Regions from separate parts of the Mus musculus genome. Here region 2 is linked to region 1. A link is a loop called in an ENCODE intact Hi-C map of the cell type or tissue named here. Cell type or tissue: left cerebral cortex. All regions are shown on one strand.

The links. Peaks named below come from ENCODE experiments on the same cell type or tissue, not always from the same donor. Only the 100,000 strongest peaks of a DNase experiment are listed, where the experiment ranks them.
Region 2: a loop joins it to region 1, with 2.1 times the contacts of the local background. A loop is called at or near these places in 2 of 42 quality-filtered maps.

What each region holds. Positions count from the first base shown.
Region 1 is chr6:148,519,337-148,527,336 of GRCm38, forward strand. No RefSeq gene overlaps it. Among named protein-coding and RNA genes, the nearest start is that of Tmtc1, 79 kb to the left of the region's middle. In left cerebral cortex, no CTCF peak of the experiment used is centred here; DNase peaks (open chromatin) are centred at 3,717, 4,220 and 6,769; H3K27ac peaks cover 726 bases.
Region 2 is chr6:148,436,462-148,444,461 of GRCm38, forward strand. It overlaps Tmtc1 (transmembrane and tetratricopeptide repeat containing 1), which reads right to left and starts at 7,891. Exons shown (of 20, transcript NM_198967.5): 1 at 7,440-7,891. The coding sequence starts at 7,738. In left cerebral cortex, a CTCF peak has its summit at 3,372 (motif pointing right); DNase peaks (open chromatin) are centred at 5,641, 6,328, 6,564, 6,684 and 3 more places; H3K4me3 peaks cover 3,014 bases; H3K27ac peaks cover 2,517 bases.

The DNA of each region.
Region 1 (8,000 bases):
AATTGCCAGAGAGAAGAAATAAAGTGTGGCTTTTGAAACTCTGCTCCATCTATCCCACAAATGTGTGTATATATGTATATGTCTGTCTATATATCTGTCCATACATATGTATGTAGGTATATGTGTATGTACATACATATACATGGGTACTTGTGGAATTGAAACAGATGGTGGGACTTGGCCAGTGTGTATGTGCACGCATATCTGACTTTTTTTCTTTACTTCCTTTTTTGTCCTCTCTGACTCAAGAAGAGTTAATGAACTTGGAGCCTCTCACCTGGCCAGTGAGGGGGCCTGTACTGGCTAGTTTTGTGTCAACTTGACACAGCTGGAGTTATCACAGAGAAAGGAGCTTCAATTGAAGAAATGCCTCCATGAGATACAACTGTAAGGCATTTTCTCAATTAGTGATCAAGGGGGAAAGGCCCCTTGTGGGTGGGACCATCTCTGGGCTGGTAGTCTATAAGAGAGCAGGCTGAGCAAGCCAGGGGAAGCAAGCCAGTAAAGAACATCCCTCCATGGCCTCTGCATCAGCTCCTGCTTCCTGACCTGTTTGAGTTCCAGTCCTGACTTCCTTGGTGATAAACAGCAGTATGGAAGTGTAAGCTGAATAAACCCTTTCCTCCCCAACTTGCTTCTTGGTCATGATGTTTGTGCAGGAATAGAAACCCTGACTAAGACAGGACCTTAGCCAGAGAGAAAAGAGCCCAGGCAACTAAGCCTTTTTTTTTTTCTTTCCTTAATCCCCAGCTGCTATCAGCAGGAGTTAAATTGTCAGAAGCCAATGGCTTTTAACCACTAAATAATGGAGGTTCACATGTCCTCTGTAGAAGTTGGTATCTACTCTGCACCCGTGTCTCTGGATTTTTGACTTGTGACTATAAAATCTTACAGAAGTAATGTAAAGAAAGCCTGTTCCTTAAAAAAAAAAATAAAAAATCAGCCAGGCAGTGGTGGCGCATGCCTTTAATCCCAGCACTTGGGAGGCAGAGGCAGCTGGATTTCTGAGTTTGAGGCCAGCCTGGTCTACTGAGTGAGTCCAGGATAGCCTGAGCTACACAGAGAAACCCTGTCTCCAAAACAAAACAATCACCCACACTATTTGCTTCCTGAGATACAATTGAAAAAAATTGGGCAATTATTACAAGGCTGAGGTTGGAGATTAAGAAAAAACACAGCCAGAGGTCCAAGGGTCCTGCCAGCATCCCATGCTTCCTGCAAAGTCCAGACTGTTGGTTCTGTGGCATAGCTTGAGTCACTGATATTGGCTTAAAAGATGCACCTGGCTAGCATGAGCATCTCTCAACACACAAGTTATTGCCAGTCTTCTTCACCAGCACCAACTAAAAACAAAACATGCAAATCACACAGCTGGCCAGTAAGTCTGAGCTCTTTAGAATATTTTATTTTTATTTCTGCCTAATTTCTCTCCTTTTAAATTGTTTTATTAATAGAGAACAACAAATTAAATATATACAAAAGACTGAAGAAAATTAAAACTATGGCTTATATTGGTAAGGAAAGTAAATTGGCGAAGGCATTATCTACCTAATACCTGCTCATCTATATGCCAGCCACTGTGACTCACTAAATTTGCTGGATGCTTATGTCAAGATCAACCATGTAGAAATACCGACCATTCCTTCCCACATTTATCTGCTTCAGTGGTAGATATTAAAATGCCTAAGACAACTTCTTGTTTCCGTTGGAAGATGTAGCAAGATAAGAGGCCATGGCTCTCATTTTTATAGTGGAAAACATCTGGGGAGACTGCAAATTAGCTGTTTTCTTGAGCACATTGGATACCTGAAACCATGGTCAAACAGTTAACCCAAGGTGCTGCTAGTCACAAGAATAGTCCAGAGTACTGGCTCACCTGGGCCAGAAGCCACCAGGCACCTTATAAGCTAGGAGTAAGATAAAGCTTGGAGCATTATTAAGTTCACGCAGGGTAGGCAGAGGCCATCTCAGAAAATGTGAATTCTTCAGGGCTGCAGATATGGTCTAGCTAGATCTTTCACCCATAGCCTCATTAGGTTTTTTGGGGAAATCAAAGTCCTGGTCTCAATTTGCCCATGATTGCGGGAGATCCTGGAGTGTGGGGCTTTTTTCAGCTTTACAGCCTTGAGAACATCTCCACAGGCTTCATGGATTCCAAAGGAAAAGATCAAATCCATGTAAAATTACCTTATTTAAGTGGGGTAGAGAATGGTTCTGAGGAAGTATTGTTCATCTCTGGGTAGTAGTGTGCTGGATCCAACAGCATGTCCCCCAAATCTGTATCTGTGGGGAGGCCTAAGTTAGTCATGCAGGAGGAGGTACACATGGGCAGCCATGTTGGTAGATGTGTGTACGGAAACAGGTAAGCCTTATACTACCAATGTCTGTTTGTGTGTTTCAGAGTAGGTAATCACCAATGTATGTTTGTTGCATGGAAGGATATGAGTGACATTCCACACCTATGAGTCCAGATGAGGGGGAGAGAGCTGGACTCAGAGGAGCCAAAAAGGAAAGCCACTTTCCATCATGATCATACATTTAGGTACTCTCTAAAAATATTTTCAGTCTGGCTAATAATGAGTCATAAATTATCTCTCATGAACAAATATAAGAAAGATTTGTAGTAAATTAAAGACTCTAGTAGATTGATGTTTTAGATCCACAAAGCTTTGTCTACCTACAAATTCAACCCTGGGGTCTTTGATAATGAGTCATAAATTATCTCTCATGAACAAATATCAGATAATAAGTAGAATTGTAGTAAATTAAAGATTTCTGTGAACTGATGTTTTAGATCTAAAAAGCCATGTCTACCTACAAATCTATCCCTGGACTCTTTGAATATGGAACAATGAGCTGTGCAGATATAATTGGTTAGAAAATTCATGATGACATCATCCTGTTATGCCAAGCTGAGCCCTGAATCCAATGTCTTTATCAAACAGAGACAAAAAGAGAGGCAAAGAGGAGAGGACTATGCAGAGATGAAGGTGGATTATAATGATGTCATCACAAGAAGCCAGCAACATCAGAGCCACCAGAAGATGGACAAACTGGAAAGGATTCTTTTCTGGAGTATCCATAGGGAGTATGGCCCTGCCAATTCTTTATTTCTGATTGTTGGCCTCTAAAGGTAACACAGATAAATCTCTGATATTCTATGTGATCCCTGTGTGGCTATTGCTCTGGTAGCAAAGAGAAACTAAGCACGGACCATGGTGGTTTGAGTTTGAACTGTCCTTAGAGGTTTGAATACTTGGCTCCCAGGTGAAGGTGTGGTTTGGGAGGGTTATCAAATCCATGGCTGTAGGGAGTGGGTCACTGAAGTGGCCCTTGAGATCTGATAGTCCATCCCACATCCTCTCTCTCTTGTTTCTTGACTGAGTGCAAAGTGAAAGGTTACCTTATACATCTGCTGTCATGCCATCCCCACCATGACAGATAGTTCCTTCCCTAGACTGTGAGCCCAAATAAAGCCAGCTCCCTGCCCTTGCTTCATGTCAGCTATTTGCCCACAACATAGGGAAAAGAAACTTATACAAAAAAGTACCAAGGGAGATTTAGTCCTAGTTATCTCTTTTAAGATACATGTCATTTAAGACCCACTATTTCAAAAGCTGACATTTCATGAGACTCTCTTCATCTCCACTACTGAGTCATCTTTCAAATACAGAAAAGGATCTGGCACTCTGCTATCTCCCGACTCAGCAAATGTCTCTTTTATAATCTTGGATTTCCTTAGCAGCTAAGAGGGTGTCATCAACACCAAACTGTGACAAACAGAGAAATATCACTTCAAAGCAGAAATGCCCATATCATTAAATAACAGCTAAAGAAAAAGTCTGGTGTGAGCCAGCACCCATGGGACTACAGCACTGTCAGGAAAACACAGAAAGGGAAGAAAAATAAAAACAACTTTGCTATATTTTACATTTGTTTGCAGCTTTCTTCATCCACAGACTCATGCCTTTGCTCCACCTGATCTCCATCTTCAGGCATAGTAACTGTGTATGCCTAGATGCCTTCAGAGAAGATTGCACTGACTTAGTTATTCACAGACTGGACCACATGCCCTTGTGCTTTATGACCTAGGATTTCTACCCTTCTGAATCTGTCTTAAGTTGACTACCCCCCGTTAGGAAGTCAGGTACATGAAGATATTCTTTTTCTCAAAAATGGAAACAAAAACATATGGAAAGATTGCTCAGTGGTTAAGAGTACTTGCTGCTCTTCCAGAGAACCAGTTTACTTCCTAGCACCCACATCACTCAGCACATGACAGTCTGTAACTTTAGCTCCAAAGATCTGATGCTATATTCTGGTCTTTGTAGGCACCCACATACATGTGTGTGCACTAACACAGATCCACACATAAATTTTTAAAAAATGAAGTATTAAAAAAATAGAAAGAAAACCAGATCACCAACAATAGGTACTTATTAAATAACCTCTAATCCATTCACTTAAGAACAGCTAGCTAGCACCTAAGGTAGTATGTATGAAGACTATGAAATAACATAAAAGATGCGGACATTTTCTAAAATAACAAGAAAACAGGGGAAGATATATGTGTATAAGCACCTGATATATGAGCATGTGGCTAGAATGCTATGTTATGTCACACTGTAACTAGTACCTCATGTATTAAGGGACAGTGAGGTGGGTCAGAGTTCTAAGGCTAAAGTGGATTTTCTTGTTAGTGTCTCACAAGACCAATGTCAATGTTCTGGTCAGGCTTATTCTTATTTGGGGTAGGTGGGAAACAAAGGGACAATGCCCCCATGGCCTTGTTGGCAACAGATGGAAAGATGGGAGTTGCAGACCCTCCACATTCCTTCTTCTGTGTCTTCAAACAAATAATGGAGCATGACTCATTTTCATGTGTCAAATTCTTCAGGCCCCTCTTCCTTTCTCCTCTGCCCCATTGAAGCTTTCACAAGATTGACTCAGGTTTGCCCAGGTAACCTTTACAGTTTAAGGTCAATTGGTTCTGGACTTGAAGTCAATCTGCAAAGACCTTCACAGAAGCAGTAATTAGATTCATGTTCACTTGTATAACCAGAGGTAGGAATCTTCTCAGAGTCACCTTCACACATCTACCAATCTGTCCATCATATATTCATTCATCTTCCTACACAGGAAGAGTCAATTTTCTGTGCAAGATTCAGTTCAGACGTGAACAGATGAAAACAACGAAGAAAATGAGAATTTAGCCTGTACTACCAAAAAAATTACACTGGGCTACACTACTGAAGGGGCGTTACTATCCATGGCACATAAGAAATCCACACAGCCCAGTCACAACAAACAATTGAGACAAACAACTGAATTAAAAATGGACAGAGATGCTACATAGATGTAAGTGCTCAGTAGTACAAGAAATACTGACATCTTTAGGGGTTTTTTTTGATTACTTAGATAACTACTCCAAATTAGTTATTATTTTTGACAGAATTAATAACTTAGACAGGGGAAATGCTTTCAGTCAGATGCCAGACAAAAATGCCAAGTATCACATTAGACAGCACAAAAAGAGACCAATGAGAGACCCTGTCTCCAAAACATAATATAAATGGTGCCTGAGGACCAAAACCCAAGATTGAACTCTGGCTCCATGTGCATGAGCAAACACATGCATGCTCACCCACCTACACATATGTTTACCCACTCACCCATGAACAAGAACACATGTGAAGATGTTACAAAAGCAATTTGCATTTCTTCAAAACTGTACTTTAAATTTTGATCTTTTCTAGGGCCAGTTTGGTATGTAATGCAACAATCCTGTGACACCAGCTGTCTTAGTTACTTTTCAGTTGCTGTGTCAAAACATTGTGATCAAGTCAACGTATAAAAGAGGGTTGGAATCCATGATCATCATGGCAGAGAGCATGACAGCAGGCAGGTAGACATGATGCTGGAGCAGTAGCTGACAGAGTTTACATCTTGATCCACAAGTAGGAAGTATGGCAATAGCTTTTTAAAGCTTGAAACCTACCTCCAGTGACACACCTTCTCCAATAAGACTATACCTCCTAACTCTCCCCAAAATATTCCACCAACTGGGGACAGAGTATTCAAATATATGAGGTTAGGGAGCTATTATCATTTAAGCCATCACATCAGGCTGTGGTATGGATGACAGCTGCCTATCACAGTTGTGACCTAGGGAAGCAACTGCTACTTGACAGTGTACTTTGTAGACAGTGTTTTGGGTGTTACTGTTTCCGTCAATGTGCTAAGTGAGACATCAGGCACTATCACAAAATAGTCTTTACGTAAAATGATTTCACTCAGCCACTGGCCAACTGGAAGCCCTCTGACATATTCAGGGTAGCCTAAGTCATGATGTCTCCTAGGTTGAGGATATTATACAAATGCTTTCACCCCACCGTTTTCAATTTATGATGGGATCATACTAATATAGCCCTCATAAACCAAGGGGCAGCTATATAAACAAAATGAATTCTTTTCAGGTCTGGTTTGCTATGAGTGAGACATAGCTGAATAGCTTGCTAATGTTACAGCAACAAAAAGCAAAGAGATTTGTGTTGGGAACAGAGTGTTTGTTCAGGGACGATTCCAGGTGCTCAGGATCATTTCAGCAAGGAAGAGTTCTCTTTCTTCTGGTACTTGAACAGCAGGTTAAAATGCATGTTCTCTTCCAGATTCCATGTTTTAATGAGGAGAGATTAGAAATGCAGCAAGGCAAAACACAGTTACCGGAAGATAACCATATGGAAATGTGGGCAGAGGAGGACCACAGAGGAGGGGGGAGGAACATTTGCTTAAAACTGGTGTAAAGATTAGTGTGATGCCTATGGCCTGTTCTAAACAGAAAGGCAAGGCCAATCAAGTTCAGATTCACCGGAGACAGACAGATTTCCGTTCAGTAGGTTCAGGGAGGTCAATTGATCCTCAAAGAGAATGTGTTCAATCAGATGCTAGATATTTTTCCTCTGGAATATTACGTGTGGGAAATTGAGTCTAAGCTATCTGTAAAAGCATCTTATGTACCCTTAGCCAGATGTGAACCTCTACAATAAGTATGAGCTGGGTCATGTGGATAGATAAAAAGATGGGATTGACAAAGGATTTCACGAGTTGTGACCAACTGATGAAGGTTTATAAACACGGACCTCACACAGCACAGGTGACTGGGATGATAAAGGGGTATTGATTGCTCTAAGGCTGTAGAATCACAGGTTCCCCATTAACACATTCTCTGTGTTCTGAATGGAAACTGGAGCTGTCCTGTGACAAGAATGTCTGCAGTAAATAGCTCAATGGAGGAAGCTGTCATTTGACTCAAGTTTCAGAGGATTTAGCTAGTAATTCAGGCTGTGGACCTGAGTTGAGGCAGGATATAATAGAGGCAGAGAAGGCAGAATGGTGGACTGTTTAGTTCATGGGATCCAGGAAGGAACGAGTCCTTAACAACAGGGCACAGGGAAAGACACAAGGCACAACCCATGACCTACTGCCCCCAAAAAGACCACGTCAATAGTCCATTCAAATTGTGACTCCATCAATAGATTAATCCAGAGTCCTTGTAATCTCCCCACTACACCTCCTCTGAATGCTGCTTGCATTAAGGACCAGCCTTCAGTGCATGAGCCTTGAGGGGCGGGGGGTGTTCAGAATTGCAGAACTATCTCCAGTTACCACTAGAACTTAAAATATAAAAATCAGAGAGAGGACAGGCACTCACTAGCTGCTCATTCCTTCCATGCAAAAATCAATTGCCCAAAAAGCTTAAGAACTAATCTTTCAAAATTTCAATTTAATTCTCAAGTCTCATAGCATTTTAGAGTTGTGTTTAATATAAGAAATGCTGGCAGAGGATGCCACCTTTAGATACAGCAAAAATCATAGTGTCACCAGTGTCTGAAATGAGACAATTTCATACCAATATAACCTTGAGGTTCATTCAAATTAAATCTTATTATTGATTCTAAAATGAAGCTCCTGTCACCTTTTAAACATAATATATATATATA
Region 2 (8,000 bases), 83 kb before region 1:
ACGTACCTCTCTCCCTGCCTCCCTTCCTCCCTCCCTCCTTTTCATCCTCGCTTAACTAATCTCACATATTCTGTCACAGTGCTGAAAAGGTGACTAACAGACCAGCATAAGAAAGTGAAAGTGAAAACAGGGAGCGGGTGCAGATCAGGAGTCCTGGGCATGCCTCTGTGACAAAGTGATGTCTGAGCAGACCCTGAAAGCACAGAGAAAGCTGGCCCTGCCCAGCATGGGGAAGGGCTTTCTAGAAGACAGCTCACTGCAGAGGCCCTCAGCAGCAGTCTGCTCTGTAAAGGAACAAGGGTTCCAGGGTGCTGGGTGGAGACGACAGCTTAGACCACAGGGTAGAGTCCAGGACTTTGCAGGCAGAAGCCACGTCTTATCAGTGAGAGGGACACACTACCATTCTTTTGGTGTGACCAAGCATTCCTCAGTCCTCAAAAAGAGGAATGACTGACTACACGCAAACCTGGAAAAAGTAAGAGTGTGGCTGCAAAGAAAATAGAAGGATATTTGTCGATAAAAACAGATTACTTTTGAAGGCATTCCCTGATTTGCTTTGGGGACAAACTTGTAAATCCTCCCCCACCCCTCAATTTAGTACTCTGTTCCTGGCTTCCTATACAACCAGACTGAGGTCTCAACTTCACCCTGTGACATGATCACAGTCTCTACCTCCAGGGCTTTTTTTGTAGTATAGAAATTTTCAAAGTTTGGGGTTTCTTTCTTCCTTCCTTCCTTCCTTCCTTCCTTCCTTTCTTTCTTTCTTTCTTTCTTTCTTTCTTTCTTTCTTTCTTTCTTTCTTTCTTTCTTTCTTTCTTTCTTGGTTCTTTGTGAATTTCCCATCATGCATCCCAATCCCACTCATCTCCCTGTCTTTTCGTACCTGCCCTCCACCCTTGCAACCTCCCCTTCGAAGAAAAAAGAAATCTCCTTGTGGAAGCTGTAATGTGTGACAGTGTGTCCCAAAATACCCTTTGTCAACACATCTTCACTTGCAAATGTTCATCGCAATGAGTCATGGGTCTGGTTTGAGACCTCTGGCTCCTGCTACACCATCAATCCTGGATCCTCTAAGATATCCTGTTGCTGCTGTCTTGTGTCATGAAGATCCTGCAGCTTTGGATCTGCAGGAACCAGCTCTTTTACATGCTTTAGTCCTTAACAGATGGGGTAGGCCAGCTCAAAGCCCTGGATTTGGGGCTAGGTGGCAGCTGAGTTGGTCAGCCCACCAGCTTTCCTGCATCCACACCACCAGGGTGAGCTCTCCAAGCACTGCCTTAGCTAGCTCACCCAACACCACAGCTGGCAAAGGGTAGAGCCAACTCTCCTGCTCTCATGCCATAGGGGGCAAGCTCACCGAAGATCACTTTAGCAGGGTCAACTATATTGTGCTGCCCAAGCAAGGTACAGGGCCTGCTCTCCCAAGTGCTGCAGACAGAGGGGCTGGACCAGCTCTCCCACTCTCATGACTTCAGGGCAGGGTGGTTTTGTTTGTTCTCTAATGTCATTTCCCTCCTGCCCCACTAGAGTTTTTACTGCCTTCAATCCTTTTTTTTACTTGTCTATGTCTCCATCAGAGAACACCCACCCTGGGTACCTTAATCAAACATCCCAGGCCATCTTCACTTATTGTCTAGAATAGGACAGAGAGCAGTTGTCACCCCTGCAGAGACAGACTGCCTGACAACAAGACCTCAAAGAGGTCAGATCAGTAGGAGTAGACACAAGATGAACATTTCACGGTCCTTGGGTGTAGGTGATGATAGCTAATGCTTGCACATTCTCAGAGTTGGCAGAATGCTACGGCTACTAAGATGCAAACTACTGGTAAAATCTGTCATTATCAGGCATTAAAGCATTGCAGGTCCCCACAACACACATATTAACATATTCTATTTTTTAGCTCTGACATTTAAGCCACCCACTTCACTCTTATGATTTATGTTAGTATCAGGAGTGTTCAGTAAAACTTTACAGCAAACAATGATCTAATAGCCTAAACATGGAAAGAAAAACCATGAGTTTAAGGTCCTGTAATTAGCCTTAGCTTCCCCATCTTCAGTGCTGAAGACTATAGTCTCTTCAGGCAGGTTCCATTCACTGACTTAATGGAAATTTCCACAGGAACTTCTTCCCAAGAGGATAAAATGAAAACACTAAGTACCTTTTAAATCAATCAAAGCAATTTTTCAAGGGGTGTTATGGGCACTGTGGCCTTCTGTTCTGTCAGTTTAGTATCTACAGAAACGTTTAATGCATCCCTCCTGATTTCAGAGGTAGTGACCAGGGTGGGGAAATGACATTATGTCCTTCACAGGAAAATGGACGCAACTGCAGATCAGAAAAATCAACTATCAGATGTTTCCTCTCACAGGTAGAACTTGGAGTTTATAGATATAACACACACACACACACACACACACACACACACACACACACACATGGCATGCAGGTGAGCCCAGAGAAGAGGTAAGGGGGCAGCTAAGACAAAGGGGAGGAGGGGAGGATATGGGCTGGGATACAGTGTCAGTACAGGATACACTCGAGTGAAAACAGTCTTTGTGAAGACCTCCGACCCCAGTTATGTACACTGAATAAACACCAATAAAAAAGAAATTAAGGGTAAAAACAGAAGCAGAATCAAAAGTGTGTGAGGTCTGTGGAGAAGGAAAACACTCTTTGTTTCTCCTTTACTTCCGTCTAAAAATATTCCTGCACGTCCTTGCTCAGGAGCGTTTAAGACTGGGCAAGAGGGCTGATGAACTAGCACCACAGATACCACATGCCAGAATATCTTGGTACTGGCACCCTCAGCAACTGAAAAGGAGCTGAGGGAGTCAGCAGGCCTGTAACCCGAGCTAGTGATGTCACCTCCAGGAGTAGTCAGCACTTCATATTTAATCTGCATGAGACCCCACAGCCTGAAAACCTGCACCAACCTTCTCTGCCTGACCATGGCCACTCCACTCCTTTGGTCACTGTCAGTTAGAGTGGCCAACTCTTCTACAGTAAATGAGGTGTGAAACCCCCCAGGGTCTCTGGGGCCAGCCCTAGCACCCTGGGAAGAGCCACCCTGGGAAGGGCGTTCTAGAAACAGTCTCAATGTTGATAGCTAAAGTGAAGAGTACAATCCTGTCACAACTTGTTTCCCTGCTCTGGTCCTTGAAATTGTTATGATCTGGTAAACTTTTCCTCAGTCAACTTAACCCTTTATGTGAGAAACATGATCAGGCTGTTTACTAAGCAGGTGCCACTGTTATTCTTTATACAGAGCATTTGTCCAGACAAAAGAATTATGTATCACTTGATTATGTTTGTTCTTTTTTAAAAAGGGTTTATTAACTTATTTTACTTATATGAGTATACTGTAGCTATCTTTAGAGACACCAGAGGGCATCAGATGTTTTTGAGCCACTATGTGGTTGCTGGGAATTGAACTCAGGACCTCTAGAAGAGCAGTCAGAGCTCTTAACTGCTGAGCCAGCTCTCCAGATCAATTATGTTTGTTCTTAAGGGGGTTACTACCTCCCATGCAATATGTGACACACAGTCAATGTATCAAGGATATAAACTTACTTTTATTAAGAAAAGTTTTTAAAATTTGATTTGGGGTTCTATGAGAACAAAAATATAAGGTACAAAAATAGAGAAAGTGGATAAACTACGGGACATCTATACAGTGGAATACCACTCAGAAGTGAAAAGGAATTAACTCTTCATTGCACACAAACATCTGAATAAGGCTCCAAAGAAATGCTGAGAGAAAGAGAGAGAGAGAAACCAACCTCAATAAAGTATGTATGAAACAATTCTGCTATGATAAAACTATAGAGATGGAGAATTCGTGGTCGTCTTGGGTCAAGTGGGAGTTTTATTGATTAGGTGTTAGATCTTAGGCGCATGGCTACAGTGAGGAAGTATATCATCCACAAGATGGAAGTGCTCTAGGCATTGTGACTGTAGTAGAATCTCAGAAATTGATGCCTGTCATGAAACTGCAGAGAACTAAATATACACCAAGATAAATAAAATATGCATTCAAAAGCTGATGAAATTTAGGGGATGGGGTATCTCATAGAAATGTTAATTTCCTAGCACCCAGGACCATTTAGCCCAGAGGTGGAAACACGAATGGGCTGCATACTCCCACATCAATCACTGATTAAGAAAATGCCTTTCAGGCTTGCCTACTGCCTGATACTATGGAGGCCTTTTCTCAATTAAAGTCATCTCCCTCACAGATGACTCTAATTTGTTTCAAGTTGACATAAAAACTAACCAGGACACTAGGCCAATGCTTGATGCATACCAAATAAAATAGTTTTCCATCCCTTCTTGCAGGTTCAAATTATGCAGATCTAACTAGGCGTGGTGGCTCACTGAATGTGTAATCTCAGCATTTAGGAGGCTGAGGCAGGATTATGATCAGTAAAGAGCTAGCCTGGACTACATAGTGAATCCCAAGCCAGCCCGAGCTATGGAGTGAGAGCATATCTCAAGAAACAAACAACAACAAAGAAGAAGGTAAAAGAAAAGAAAGAAAAACAAACTATTAAAAGTATCTGAAGTCTTCAAGGACCTTGAGCTTCTTGCTGCTGCACTGGACCATGGGGCACACTTCATTTACTATAGATGAGTTGGCCATTCTAACTGAAAGTGACCGAAGGAGCAGAGGGGATTGCGATGCTTTCTCTTCCAGATGAGGTAACTATTCCAAATCACACCCTGTGCTCTGTAGACTCACAGCTCAATTGGCCCATTAAGAAAAAGAGGGGCTGGGCGTGGTGGTGCAGGCCTTTAATCCCAGCACTCAGGAGGCAGAGGCAGGCGGATTTCTGAGTTTGAGGCTAGCCTGGTCTGCAGAGTAAGTTCCAGGACAGCCAGGGCTATACAGAGAAACCCTGTCTACAAAGAAACAAAAACAAACAAATAGAAAAAAGAAAAGAAAAGAAAAAGAGGGGGAGATTCCTCTGTGTCTCTATTTGCTTTCTATTGCTGTGATAAACACAACACACACGTGCACACACACACAATATCTATCTACCTAGGGAGAAAAAGGTTTATTTACCTTACAGGTCTGCACCATAGTCCCATCATTTAGCGAAGTCAAGGCAGGAACCAACATGGTTTGCTCAGCTCAGGAATGACACCACTCACAGTGGGCTGAGCTTACTGGTTTGCTCAGCCCATGAATGACACCACATCAATCATTAATCAGGAAATGCCCACACAAGCTTACCTACCAACCAATTTGATGGGAGCATCGTTTTCTCAACTGAGTTTCCCTCTTCCTAGATGAACCTAGCTTGTGACAAGTTGAAAAAGAAAGAAAGGAAGAAAGAAAGAAACCAAACAACCAAAAAAAAAAAAAAAAAAAAAAAAACCCAAAACCAAAGAGCAACAGTCTTAGACAACTGCACCAGAAACAGGTTGCATATCCTTCCTTTTCCCCATTCTGCCAGCCCTGTTCATTCCCCATCCCCATCCCCATCACTATCCCCAACCCCTCCGCAGGGTGGGGGCAGGGGCGATGAAGTCAAGCTAGTGATAAAAGGTGGAGGTGGATAGCCCCTCCTCCTCTGGCTTGGCAGAGTTCCTATTAGGAACTATTAAAAACACTTGGACAGCCAGCACCTTACACTTACTATGCCCGTCCTCCAGCAGCAGGCATTCAGCCCTGACGCTTTAAATGGAAACTGTTCTCAGGCCAGGGACCAGGGTAGGCTCCAGGGCTGTAAAAAGTCCGCATATGGAGTGCAGTGAGCTTATACACCTTCAAATTAATCAACAGCCTCACCCAGTCCATGAAAACGCCTATCGTCCATCCAGTGTAAAAAGAAGCGTTCCTAGTTTTATGATTTAAAAAAAAGAAAAAAAGCACTTGGGAAATTAAAAGGGCTGAGAAACTCTTCAGCTAAGGCTATCTTTGGGATGAAAACTAACACAACTTTCCAAAGATAAATGTTTATAAAACATCTCCTTGGGAGTCAGATGTGTTATTTTCTCGCCGTCTTTAAAACATTAGTTTATTCGAAAGAATTACGTGAAAGACAGCTGCAGGTTTTCCTTTTCTCTCCAAAGCTCTGGGCCTGAAGGCTCACGCTAACTGTTATTTTGCCAGCTGTCCCCAGAGATCAGTGCCATAAACTATGGTTCCTATGGCAAAGATTTGAAAACGAGTTAATACGGAGCTAATACCCTGTGAGCTGCTGTGTTCTGAACGCACACCAGCTCAAACGCGGAGCAAAGTTACACTGGATGGAGCTCATCGGTTTGGTTCCAACCCGTCCTTTCCCTCAGGATTCAAGCAGATACACCACCCTACAAATGCGTACTCTCAGTCCGGTTCCACTACTTCACACCAGAAATGCTGAGTCATGGTTCCGGGGCTGGGGAAGGGGCTCTCTGCGCCCTTGCACGTTCTCAGTGTGGGTCCCGGAGGCTGGGTGCAGCACCCGGGATGCAGAGGCTGGGGCTGGAAATGCCCGGGTTAGGGAGGCTATTAGCATCCCAGTACGCAAAGCCCGGTGCTCAGAGTAGGGTGCCTGACACCTCTCCCTAGCTCCTACCTGGAACACCCACAGCATAGCAGCTTCAGGAGCATCGTAGGCCACCTGGTCCGGTCCCTTTATTCCTCATCTGCCCAGCAGTACAACCTCCCTGGAGAAGCTGACAACTTGGAGCATCGCCACCCTCTGGAACCCGCTAATCGCGGGTAGGAAAAGCTCCAGCGAGAAGTCTGCCATCCTTGAAGCCCCGGGGGACATAGCAGGCAGAACTCGGTCCCAACTCCGCAGCCAGGAAGCGCGGGAGAACCTAGGTTTAGCTGGGAAGATATAGGGCAGAGCAGAGATCTCCCCGAGTAGCGCGGAGAGTACCCAAAACAGAGCCAGAAGAAAACGATGTAGTGCTTCAGAACCTGAGCAAAGCCTTGAGAACCTTAAGCTGTCCCGGGTAATGACCAGAGGTAGAGCCAGGTGGATTCAGGACTAAGCCTGGAGCAATAGGATCAGAGTCCGACCCGAGAGAACCCAGCCAGAGCAACGAGATCTCGGGGCAGAGCGGAGAGAACCTCGTTCAGAGAAAATCTGGGGCTGCGCTGACAGAATACTAGAGTTGTGAGGGCCTGGGACAGACCCTGGAGAACACTTAAGATAGAATCAGGAGCGCCAAGCATAGAGCCCAGAGGACCTGGGGCAGAGATTGGAGAACGGAACAGGGCAGAGATGCAAAGCGTAGAACCTAGAGGACCAGACTGAACAGCCAGAACACAAGATAAATCCAGGAGGATCTGGCTGATGACTAAAAGACCAGGGGTAGAACTGAGAGAAAGGGGAGAACAACCTAGAGGAGGTACCGAGGGACCTGTCAGAAGTGTCCCCGCCGTACCATCCCTTCTCCAAGGAGAGGCGTCTAGACCCCAGGACGCACAGGCTCACCTGAAGGACAGCACGCACAGTGGCCGATAGGACTTGTGGCTGGTGCTGTCCGCCAGGCCCTTGCCCCAGAAGTCGTTAGCGAAGATGGCCCAGCGCAGCGGTGTCCCGGGCCGCACGTCGGGGTTGTTCACGATCGCCCACACATCGTCGTGTACAAACTCGCCCCGCAGCGAGCGGCCGTAGCAAAGGCAGCTGGCCCCAGCTAGCAGCGCCGCGGCCCCCGCTGGAACCAGCCCGCAGCGCGGGCGCCGCGAGGGCGCGCGCTCCCCGCCGCCGCGGTCCCCGCGGGTCACCAGCATCGCACCGCCCGCACGGCCGCTCCCGCGCAGCGCGCATCCTCCCCGGCCGGGACCCGGGCGCGCAGCGGCCTGCTTGGCTCAGGCATCGCACGCCCACTGTCCCCGCCCGGGCGCCCGGTGCTCTGCCGCCGCGGTGGCCCAGCTGCAAATAAACAGCGATCCCCCCGCCTCCCCGGGCCATCGCCGCCGCCTCCGCCCACTCTGCGCATGCCCGCTTGCGCGCCTCCGCCTCCTGGATCCTGGGACCTGAGGTCCCCAACAC